Linked DNA regions of Homo sapiens: region 1 is linked to region 2. Evidence: read pairs that join two places in POLR2A ChIA-PET (ENCODE). Cell type or tissue: CD4-positive, alpha-beta T cell. All regions are shown on one strand. Links, peaks and the distances in the headings refer to the core of each region. The heading gives the core; the rest is flanking DNA. Region 1 has its middle 48 kb from the start of ADGRL1. Region 2 overlaps ADGRE5 (adhesion G protein-coupled receptor E5).

Region 1 (6,492 bases), core at 1,516-5,515, 150 kb after region 2:
ACCCTGTCTCTCTTTTTTTTTTTTTTTTTGAGATGGAGTCTTGCTGTTGCCCAGGCTAGAGCGCAGTGGTGCAATCTTGGCTCACCACAACCTCTGCCTCCCAGGTTCAAGCGATTCTCCTGTCTCAGCCTCCAGAGTAGCTGGGACTACAGGTGCATGCCACAACGCCCAGCTAATTTTTGTATTTTTAGTAGAGACAGGGTTTCACCATATTGGTCAGGCTGGTCTCGAACTCCTGATCTCAGGTGATCCACCTGCCTTGGCCTCCCAAAGTGCTGGGATTACAGGCGTGAGCCACTGCGCCTGGTGAGACCCTGTCTCTTAAAAAAAAAAAAAAAAAAAACTGTTAAAAACCACCAGACAGAGTGGCTCTTGCCTACAATTCCAGCTACTCTAGAGGCTGAGGCAGGATTTGAAGCTCAAAGTTCAAGACCAGTCTGGGCAACATAAGGAGACGCCCATCTCTACAAAAAAAAAAAATTTTTTTTTTGAGACGGAGTTTCACTCTTGTTGCCCAGGCAGGAGTGCAGTGGCACAATCTCAACTCACTGCAACCTCCGCCTCCCGGGTTCAAGCGATTCTCCTGCTTCAGCCTCCCAAGTAGCTGGGATTACAGGCGCCCACCACCCCTGCCAACTAATTTTTGTATTTTTAGTAGAGACAGGGTTTCACCATGTTAGCCAGGCTGGTCTCAAACTCCTGACCTCAGGTGATCCACCTGCCTCAGCCTCCCAAAGTGCTGGGATTACAAGCGTGAGCCACCACGTCTGCCACAAGACCCCATTTCTACAAAAAATTTAAAAATCAGGCAGATGAGGCACCATGTGCCTGTAGTCTCAGGCACTGGGGAGGCTGGGGAGGATCACTTGTGCCCAGGAGTTTGAGGCTGCAGTGAGCTATGATGGCACCACCGCACTCCAGCCTGGGCAGCAGAGCGAGCAAGCAAGCAAGCAAGCAGGGAAGAAAGGAAGAAAGGAAGAGGAGGGGAGGGGAGGCGAGGGGAGGCGAGGGAAGGGAGAAAGAGAGAGGGAGGGAGGGAGAGAGAGAGGAAGTGAGGAAGGGAGGGAAGAAGGAAGGAAGGGAGTGAGGGAGGGAGGGAGGGAGGGAAGAAAGAGAGAGAGAGAGAGGGAGAAAGACAGGCCAGGTGAAAGCCATCTTCTATGACTCAACCTTCAAAACCTCATTGACTCAATTCCTTCATACTCCATTGGTTGGAGCAGTCACAAGTCCCACCCAGGTTTAGGAGGTGGGAACACAGGTCCTGTGATATGGTTTGGATTTGTATCCCCCCCACCCAAATCTTATGTTGAATTGTAATCCCTGGTGTTGGAGGAAGGGCCTGGTGGGAGGTGATTGGATCATGGGGTCAGAGGCCTCCCTTGCTGTGCTTGTGATAGTGAGTGAGTTCTCACAAGATCTGGTTGTTTAAAAGTGTTCACCAATATGACAAACAGATCTCCAGGCCAGGCGCAGTGGCTCACACCTGTAATCCCAACACTTTGGGAGGCCAAGGCAGGTGGATCATTTGAGGTCAGGAGTTCGAGACCACCCTGACCAACACAGTGAAACCCCATCTTTACTAAAAATACAAAAAAACTAGCTGGCCACAGTGGCGCAGGCCTATAATCCTGGCTACTCAGGAGGCTGAGGCAGGAGAATGGCGTGAACCCAGGAGGCGGAGCTTGCAGTGAGCCGAGATCATGCCACTGCACTCCAGCCTGGGCGACAGAGCGAGACTTCGTCTTAAAAAAAAAAAAGAGAGAGAGAGAGCCATGATCAGGAAGCCGTCATGATGACTTGTGGAGACGCTGGCCCTGAAGTAGCTGCAACCCTCTTAATACACAGGAAGAAAGGGCTGGGAGACAAGCACAGGCAGCCCCTCTGTGAACCCTCAGGTAGGAGCCACCAGCCATTTTACTGCTGAGTTTAGCATTTGGGGTTGTTCAAGAGTCCAGGGCTTCTGGGAGACTAGAGAATGCCTTCATCTCCAGGGCACTAAAACCTCAGTTACCTAATCTGTGAAATGGGTATGATCATAGCAATCCCACAAAACTGCTGGTAGGGTTACATGTAATTATTTCTTTTTCTTTCTTCTTCTTCTTCTTCTTCTTCTTCTTTCTTCTTTCTTCTTCTTTTCTTTTTTTAAGAGATGGGTTCTCCCTATGTATGTTGCCCAGGCTGGACTTGAACTCCTAGGCTCAAGTGATCCTCCCACCTTGGCCTTCCAAAGTGCTGGGATCACAGTAAATTTTTTCTTGTAGAAACAGGGTCTCCCTGCTGGGCACGGTGGTTCACGCCTGTAATTCCAGCACTTTGGGAGGCTGAGGCGGGTGGATCACCTGAGGTCAGGAGTTTGAGACCAGCCTGGCTGACATGGTGAAACCCCGTCTCTACTAAAAATACAAAAAATTGTCCAGGCGTGGTGGCTCACGCCTGTAATCCCAGCACTTTGGGAGGCCGAGGTGGGCGGATCACGAGGTCAGGAGATGGAGACCATCCTGGCTAACACGGTGAAACCCCATCTCTACTAAAAATACAAAAATTAGCCAGGCGTGATGGCGGGCGCCTGTAGTCCCAGCTACTGGGGAGGCTGAGCCAGGAGAATGGCATGAACCTGGGAGACAGAGCTTGCAGTGAGCCGAGATCGCGCCACTGCACTCCAACCTGGGCAACAGAGCGAGACTCTGTCTCAAACAAACAAAACAAAACAAAACAAAAAACAACAAAAAATTAGCTGGGCGTGGTGGTGGACACCTGGAGAAGGAGGAAAATCGCTTGAATCCGGGAAACAGAGGTTGCAGTGAGCCGAGATCACACCATTGCACTCCAGCCTGGGTAACAAGAGCAAAACTCCGTCTCAAAAAAATAATAATAAAATAACAATCGATTGGTTGAGAGATCACCATATGCCATATGCCAGAAGTTGCTTTAAGCATTTTGCATGTGTTAATCCATTTTACACCTCACAATATCGCTACCAAGTAGAAACAATTATCTCGATTTTGTAAAAGGTGAAACAGGAAAAAACCACTAGAGCAAAGCTGCCAGACCCTCAACCTTCTTTTCCTTCTGACTCCAAATGACAGGCAGCATTCTTTCCATCTCTCACCTCCTCATGCCTCCTGTGGAAAAAATGAATGGACAGATGAGAAAAGTTGGAGCTGGAGAAAGACCGTGTTCCTCGTGTTCGGTGGGACCTGGGAAGGCTGCTAAAACCCAGGGAGCAGGAGTTCTCCTCCCTCCATCCTTATCCACAGTCTGGGTCCCATCCAGACCCTCCTCTCCAAACCGGGGGTTTGGGACAAAGCAGGTGAGGGAGGCATTTCATTCCAGAGCAGAAGAAGGGGGTTCCTCCCCCATCCCACTCCCGTTTCATTTTTAAGGGGGAAAAGCAGCTCCCCATACGGTGAGGCAATGAGGCGGACCAGCAGGTTCCCGGGGATCTCCGCAGCCCCGTTGCCATAACAACCGAACTCACTCGCAGTCGCTGATAGGGGAGTCAGCTGGGACCACAGCTTGGGCAGGAAAGGGATGAGGGAGTAGGAAAGAAACTTCAAGATCAACCACTGGCCCTCACGCCGAGCTGCGCACACCCCAAGGCCAAGGGAGGCTGGCAACCCTTGTCGTCCTTGGGAAATGGGGGAGGGCACTGGTACCCCTTGGACCTCCCTCCTGAATCTGGGCAGCTTTAAACATTTTTTTTTTCCAACTTTGGAAGACAGTTGTACAACCTCGAAGGAGAGGAGGTGTCAGGATTCACAAAGCGTATGGATCACACATGGCTCTAGGGGACATTCTCTTTGCTCTGTTTTATTTTTATTGTATATTTTATTCTTTTATTTTGAGATAGGGTCTTGCTCTATTGCCCAGGCTGGAGTCCAGTGGTGTGATCACACCTTACTGCAGCCTCAAATTACTGGACTGAGGTGATCCTCCTGCCTCAGCCATGCGAGTAGCTGGGACTACAGACATGCACCACCACACCTGGCTAATTTTTAAAATATATATGTTTTTGTAGAGATAGGGTCCTGCTACATTGCCCAGGCTGGTCTCAAACTCCTGGCTTCAAGTGATCCTCTTGCTTTGGCCTCCCAAAGTGTTGGGATTATAGGCATGAGCCACTGCATCCAGCATCATTTCTTTTCATTATTATTATGATTATTATTTTGAGATGGAGTCTCGCTCTGTCACCCAGGCTGTAGTGGAGTGGTGTGACCTTGGCTCACTGCAACCTCCACCTCCCAGGTTCAAGTGATTCTCCTGCCTCAGCCTCCTGAGGAGCTGCGATTACAGGTAACCTCCACAATGCCTGGCTAACTTTTTTTTCTTTTTGAGACGGAGTCTTCCTCTGTCGCCCAGGCTGGAGTGCAATGGCGCGATCTCAGCTTACGGCAATCTCTGCTTCCCGGGTTCAAGCAATTCTTCTGCCTCAGCCTCCCGAGTAGCTGGGACTACAGGCAGGCGCCTACCACCACACCTGACTAATTTTTGTATTTTTAGTAGAGACGGAGTTTCACCATATTGGCTGGTCTCAAACTCCTGACCTTATAATCCGCCCACCTCGGCCTCCAAAATGCTGGGATTACAGGCGTAAGCCACTATCCCTGGCCTAACCTGGCTAATTTTTATATTTTTAGTAGAGACAGGGCTTCACCATGTTGGCAAGGCAAGTCTCGAACTCATGACCTCAAGTGATCTGCTCACCTTGGCCTCCCAAAGTGCTGGGATTACAGCCACTGCACCCAGCCTAATCTTTTTTTTTTTTTTTTTTTTAAATGAAGACAGGGTCTCACTACATTACCCAGCTGGTCTCGAGCTCCTGGCCTCAAGCGATCCTCTCATCTCAGCCTCCTGAGTAGCTTGGATTACAGGCACAAGCCATCATGACTGGCTTCCTTTTTTTTTTTTTTTTTTTAATGAATATGGTAAAGTGCACAAATCATAAATTTCAGCGTGGTGAATTTCTACACGTGTATACCTGTGTATCCACCATGCAGACCAGAAGAACATAATTGTCCCTCCAGGAAATTCCCAAATGCTCTTTCTCAGTCAGTATCCTCCAATTTGACATTTTCATCATAGATTAGTTTTGCCTACCCCTGAACTTTGTGTAAGTGGAAATACATGGTTTGTCGTCTTGCTTTTACGCAACATTGTATCTGTGAGAATCTATTGTCATGTCTGCTTTCCTGTTCTTTTTCTTGGTTGTATAATAATCCATTGTGGAGATGTATCACAATGTATTTATCTTACTGCTGATAGATATTTGAGTTGTTTGCAGTGAATGGTTATTGTAGATAAAGCAGCTATGAACATCCTTGTACATGTCTTTTGATGAACATAAGTTTACCTCTTGTGGGGATGTGGACAGGGTCTCACTCAGTAACTCAGGCTGGATCGCAGGAACCTGGCTCACTGCAGCCTCAACCGCCCAGGCTCAAGTGATCCTCCCACCTCAGCCTCTCGAATAGCTGGGACCACAGGTATACACTATCACACCCAGCTAATTTTTTTGTAATTTTTGTAGAGACAGGGTCTCGCTTTGTTGTCCAGGCTGCTCTTGAACCCCTGGTTCAAACTATCCTCCTGCCTTGGCCTCCCAACATGCTGGGGTTACAGGCGTGAGCCACTGTGCCCAGCATCTTGGTTTATTGAATGCTGGTGACCTGCCAAGAACTTTACATCACTTATATCCTTACATAGTCACAACGTTATTTATTTAATTCACTCAGTCAACACATATTTGAAAATCTAGTAGGTGCCAGGTATTGTGGGACACACCGAGAATAAGAGTCAAGGTTTATAAATTTTGGCCAGGTGCGGTGGCTCACACCTGTAATCCCAGCACTTTGGGAGGCCGAGATGAACAGATCACTTGAGGCCGAGACAAACAGATCACTTGAGGTCAGGAGTTCAAGACCAGCCTGGCCAACATGGTGAAAACCTGTCTCTATTAAAAATACAAAGATTAGCCGGGAATGGTGGCACCTGCCTATTGTCCCAGCTACTTGGGAGGCTGAGGCAGGAGAATCACTTGAACACGGTGGAGGTTACAGTGAGCCGAGATCACGCTGCTGCACCCCAGCCTGGGTGATAGAGTGAGACACCATCTCAAAAAAGAAAGAAACAGCTTGGCTCAGTGGCTCATGCCTGTAATCCCAGCACTTTGAGAGGCTGAGGCGGGCGGATCACCTGAGGTCAGGAGTTCAAGACCACCCTGGCCAACATGGTGAAACCCTGTCTCTACTAAAATCACAAAATTTAGCTGAGTGTACAGCCATGCCTGTAATCCCACCTACTGGGGAGGCTGAGGCAGGAGAATCGCAGAGGTTGCAATGAGCCAAGATCGTGCCTTTGCACTCCAGCCTGGGTGTTCAGAGCGAGACTCTGTCAAAAAAAACAAAAAAGGAAGGAAGCAAGAAAGGAAGGAAGGAGGGAGGGAAAAAGGAAGGAAGGAAAAGAGAGAGAGAGAGAGAGATGTTATTCCAGGAG
Region 2 (4,000 bases), core at 1-4,000:
CTCACTAGCTGAGATTGTGCCACCATACTCCAACCTGGGCGACAGAGACTCCGTCTCAAAAAAAAAAAAAAACGGGCAAGTGGTGCCCCCTTGGAATGCTCTCCATGGGGAGCTTTTAGTTGACATCTCACAACTGGTACGGGATGGACAGGCAGAGGAGCGGAGCTAGTGGCTGCACCCAGTGTATAGTTGCTGGGTTGTAGAGAAGAGGCCAAAGGAAGAGGCTGCGAAGGGTGTGACGTGGGGACACCTGGGCTGTGCAACCATGCAGATATATCTGAGCAACCAGTAGGGCTCCATGGAGAACTAGCTGCCTGTCTGGTTGCAGCTGGACCTCATTACCTGTGGGCACTTGAGGATGCCTCCAGCTACTTACCTCCACGTCATAATGAGCCATAAGGATCGCAAAGCTGCTCAGGTGGCTGCATTGGCAGGTGGTGCTGCCGTTCTTGCTGCCCAGCACCTGGCAGCCCTCGGTGGCCCAGTGCCCTCCCCTGTCGCTGTCACTCTTCCAGAAGGCACAGAGCAGCTCCTGCCGTGGCCCAGGCATCACGTCCTGTGGGCAGATGGGGGTGGTCAGAAAGGTTGGCCTGGAGCTCACTCTTAGGTCCTGGGCTTGGGCTGAGTCTAAGAGGGCTGCTTTTTACTAGATGAGTATTGACCGAGCGCCTACTGAATGTAACAGGTTTGGAGACACAGCAGTGAACAGGGCACACACAAGTACCTACCCTTGTGAGGTTGACATAAGAGTGGGAGAGGTGGCCAGGCATAGTGGCTCATGCCTGTAATCCCAGCACTTTGGGAGGCTGAGGCAGGCGGATCACCTGAGGTCAGGAGTTTGAGACCAGCCTGGCCAACATGGCGAAACCCCGTCTCCACTAAAAAATACAAAAATTAGCTGGGCCTGGTGGCAAGCACCTGTAAATCCCAGCTACTTGGGAGTCCTGGGCAGGAGAATCGCTTGAACCTGGGAGGTGGAGGTTGCACTGAGCCGAGAATGAGCCACTGCACTCCAGCCTGGATGACAAGAGTGAAACTCCATCTCAAAAAAAAAAAAAAAAAAAAAAAAAAAAAGTGGGAGAGGCAGATTATGACATAAACCTAACGAATAAGTAATGTAGATAGTGCATTAGAAGGTGGCCAGGGATGATGATGGCTCTTGCCTGTAAGTAATTCCAGGACTTTGGGAGGCCAAGGTGGGAGGATCGCTTGAGGCCAGGAGTTTGAGACCAGCTGTGGCAACATAGCGAGACCTCCATCTCCATTAATTTTTTTGTTTTTAATTAACTGGGCATAGTAGTGCACGCTTATAGTCCCAGCTACTCAGGAGGCTGAGGTGGGAGGATCACTGGAGCCCAGGAATTCTAGACCATCCTGGGAAAAATAGTGAGGTCCCCGTCTCTATCAAAAATAAAAAAATTAGCTGGGAGTGGTGGTGCATGCCTGTAGCCTCAGCTACTCAAAACTCTGAGGCTGGAGGAATGGTTGAGTTCAGGAGTTCGAGGTTGCAGTGAGCTATAATCGCGCCACTGCACTCCAGCCTGGGCCACAGAGTGAGACCCTCCTGTCTAAAAATATAAATAAATAAGAAAAGAAAGTCTGGGAGTGGTGGCTCACGCCTGTAATCGCAGTACTTTGAGAGGCCAAGGCGGGCAGATCACCTGAGGTCGGGAGTTTGAGACCAACCTGACCAACATGGAGAAACCCCGTCTCTACTAAAAATACAAAATCAGCGAGGTGTGGTGGCGCATGCCTGTAATCCCATCTACTTGGGAGGCTGAGGCAGGAGAATCACTTGAACCTGGGAGGCAGAGATTGCAGTGAGCCGAGAACGTGCCACTGCACTCCAGCCTGGACGACAGAGTGAGACTCTGTCTTAAAATAAATAAATTAATTAATTAAATTAAATAAATAAAGTAAGGAAATAAATAAGTAATGAGGTTGGGGAAGGCCCAAATCAGAAGGCCAGAAACATAAAAGACTGAGTCACGTCGGGAAAGAGCATCCCAGAGAGAGGCCCAGCATGTGCGAAGGCCCTGGGTTATCTTTGAGGAAGTGAGCAGAGTGAGCAGAGACCTTGGCAGGAGGGTCTCTTCCCGCCTCCCCATCGGAGGACTCAAGGTGGGAGAAGGCGAAAAGGATGGGGGAGTTGAGTTCCTTGGTGTTGTTGTGGCTCAGAAAGATGGAGTTGACGGCAGAGAGGCGTCTGAGTTGGACACCACGGATGCTGCTTTCATATATCTCCTCCAGTTCGGCTTGCTTCTTGGAATGCAGGTTCAAGGAGGCATTGGCCAGCAATGTCGTCATGTTCTGGATGGAGAGGATGCCCGCCACGGCGGGGCCTGGGGAACAGACACACTCGCTGCCTACTCCCGTTGTCCTCCTCCCATGCTCTATCCTCCCTCCCAAGATGACCCAGCTCAGGCTCAGCCAGTCCACCACGATGACGCCAGGAGCCCCTCCCGATGAGTCAGTTTCTAGTTGTTCCTTGTTTTTTTTTTTTTGAGACGGAGTTTCGCTCTTTCGCCCAGGCTGGAGTGCAGTGGCGTGATCTCAGCTCACTGCAACCTCCACTCCCCAGGTTCAAGCAATTCTTCTGTCTCAGCCTCCCAAGTAGCTGGGATTATAGGCACCTGCCACCACTCCCAGCTAATTTTTGTATTTTTAGTAGAGATGGGGTTTCACCATCTTGGCCAGGCTAGTTTTGAACTCCTGACCTCGGGTGATCCATCTACCTCAGCCTGCCAAAGTGCTAGGGTGCTAGGACTACAGGCATGAGCCACTGTGCCTGGACTTTTTTTTTTTTTTAAGACAGGGTCTCACTATGTCGTCCAGGCTGGAGTGCTTTGGCGTGATCATAGCTCACAGCAGCCTTGACCTCCCGGGCTCAATTGATCCTCTCGCTTCAGCCTCCTGAGTAACTGGGACTACAGGCACGTGCCACCACACCTGGCTAATTTTTGTATTTTTTGTAGAGACCGGGTTTCACCATGTTGCCCAGGCTGGTCTTGAACTTCTGAGCTCAAGCGATCTACCCACCTGGGCCTCCCAAAATGCTGGGATTGCAGGCGTGAGCCACCGCGCCCAGTCAGTTGTTCTATTCTGAACCTCACCCTGGCCCCATCCCAGCACCTCCATCTCTCTCCCACGGGCTCCCCCTCCAGACCACCGCTGCTACCTGGATCCTCGGCTCCAGCTGCCACAGCCCAATTCAGCTTCATGCGTGCGCTGCTCTGACCCATAGTGACGTTCTTGTCCCCCCGCTCCTGGATCATCAGGGTCAGCTCTGAGGGGAGAGGGGCAGTTGTGATTAGGGACCCCAGGTACCAGGTGGGGCCCAGGGTTGGGGCAGGGCAGGCCAGGCCAAGGCCTCACCTGTGTTCGAAGGGGAAATGTAGGTGAAGGGGCCTTTAGGCAGGCTCTTGGCCAGGATCCTCATGATATCTTCAAGGTTTGAGAGCAGCTGGGTGGCTATGAGGTGCCGGACAGGTGGCGCCAGGGCCTCTACGTCTCCAGGAGCTTCCATCAGTTCATCCACCAATTTGATGACATTCTAGGGGGTGGCGGGTGACAGAATCGCTGGAGCATCAGACCACAGGGGTTGCCTGAAGGACCTGGATGTCACCCCCTACCAGGGGACACACTGGAGACCCACAGGCACAAGGGAATCACTGAGATGATGCAGTAACCAGAAAACAAGCGACGGATTGAGTATTTGCCTGCATGCACGTATGAATCACAGCGCTTAACACTGGTTGGGCACGGGCTGCCTGCCAGGCTCTGTTTTGATTTCCTGTTCTTTTTTCTTTCTTTTTTTGAGACAGGGTCTCAGTCTGTTGCCCAGGCTTGAGTGCAGTGGCATAATCAGCTCACTGCAACCTCCACCTCCCAGACTCAAGCGATCCTCCCACCTCAGCTTTCTGAGTAGCTGGGACTACAGAAGCGTGCCACCACACCCGGCTAATTTTTGTAATTTTTTTTTTGTTTTGTTTTGAGATGG

Evidence for each region. ChIA-PET counts read pairs that join two places held together with the same protein. Peaks named below come from ENCODE experiments on the same cell type or tissue, not always from the same donor. Only the 100,000 strongest peaks of a DNase experiment are listed, where the experiment ranks them.
Region 1: POLR2A ChIA-PET joins it to region 2 with 6 read pairs; 2 of 35 experiments call an interaction of 5 or more read pairs at or near these places.

Annotation. Positions count from the first base shown.
Region 1 is chr19:14,251,026-14,257,517 of GRCh38, reverse strand. No RefSeq gene overlaps it. Among named protein-coding and RNA genes, the nearest start is that of ADGRL1, 48 kb to the right of the region's middle. In CD4-positive, alpha-beta T cell, for the core only: no CTCF peak of the experiment used is centred there; a DNase peak (open chromatin) is centred at 3,467.
Region 2 is chr19:14,400,939-14,404,938 of GRCh38, reverse strand. It overlaps ADGRE5 (adhesion G protein-coupled receptor E5), which reads right to left. Exons shown (of 20, transcript NM_078481.4): 10 at 3,376-3,553; 11 at 3,179-3,286; 12 at 2,077-2,342; 13 at 377-556. Among named protein-coding and RNA genes, the nearest start is that of DDX39A, 16 kb to the left of the region's middle. RefSeq lists an enhancer at 2,206-3,405. In CD4-positive, alpha-beta T cell, for the core only: no CTCF peak of the experiment used is centred there; DNase peaks (open chromatin) are centred at 388, 2,418, 3,161, 3,739 and 2 weaker places.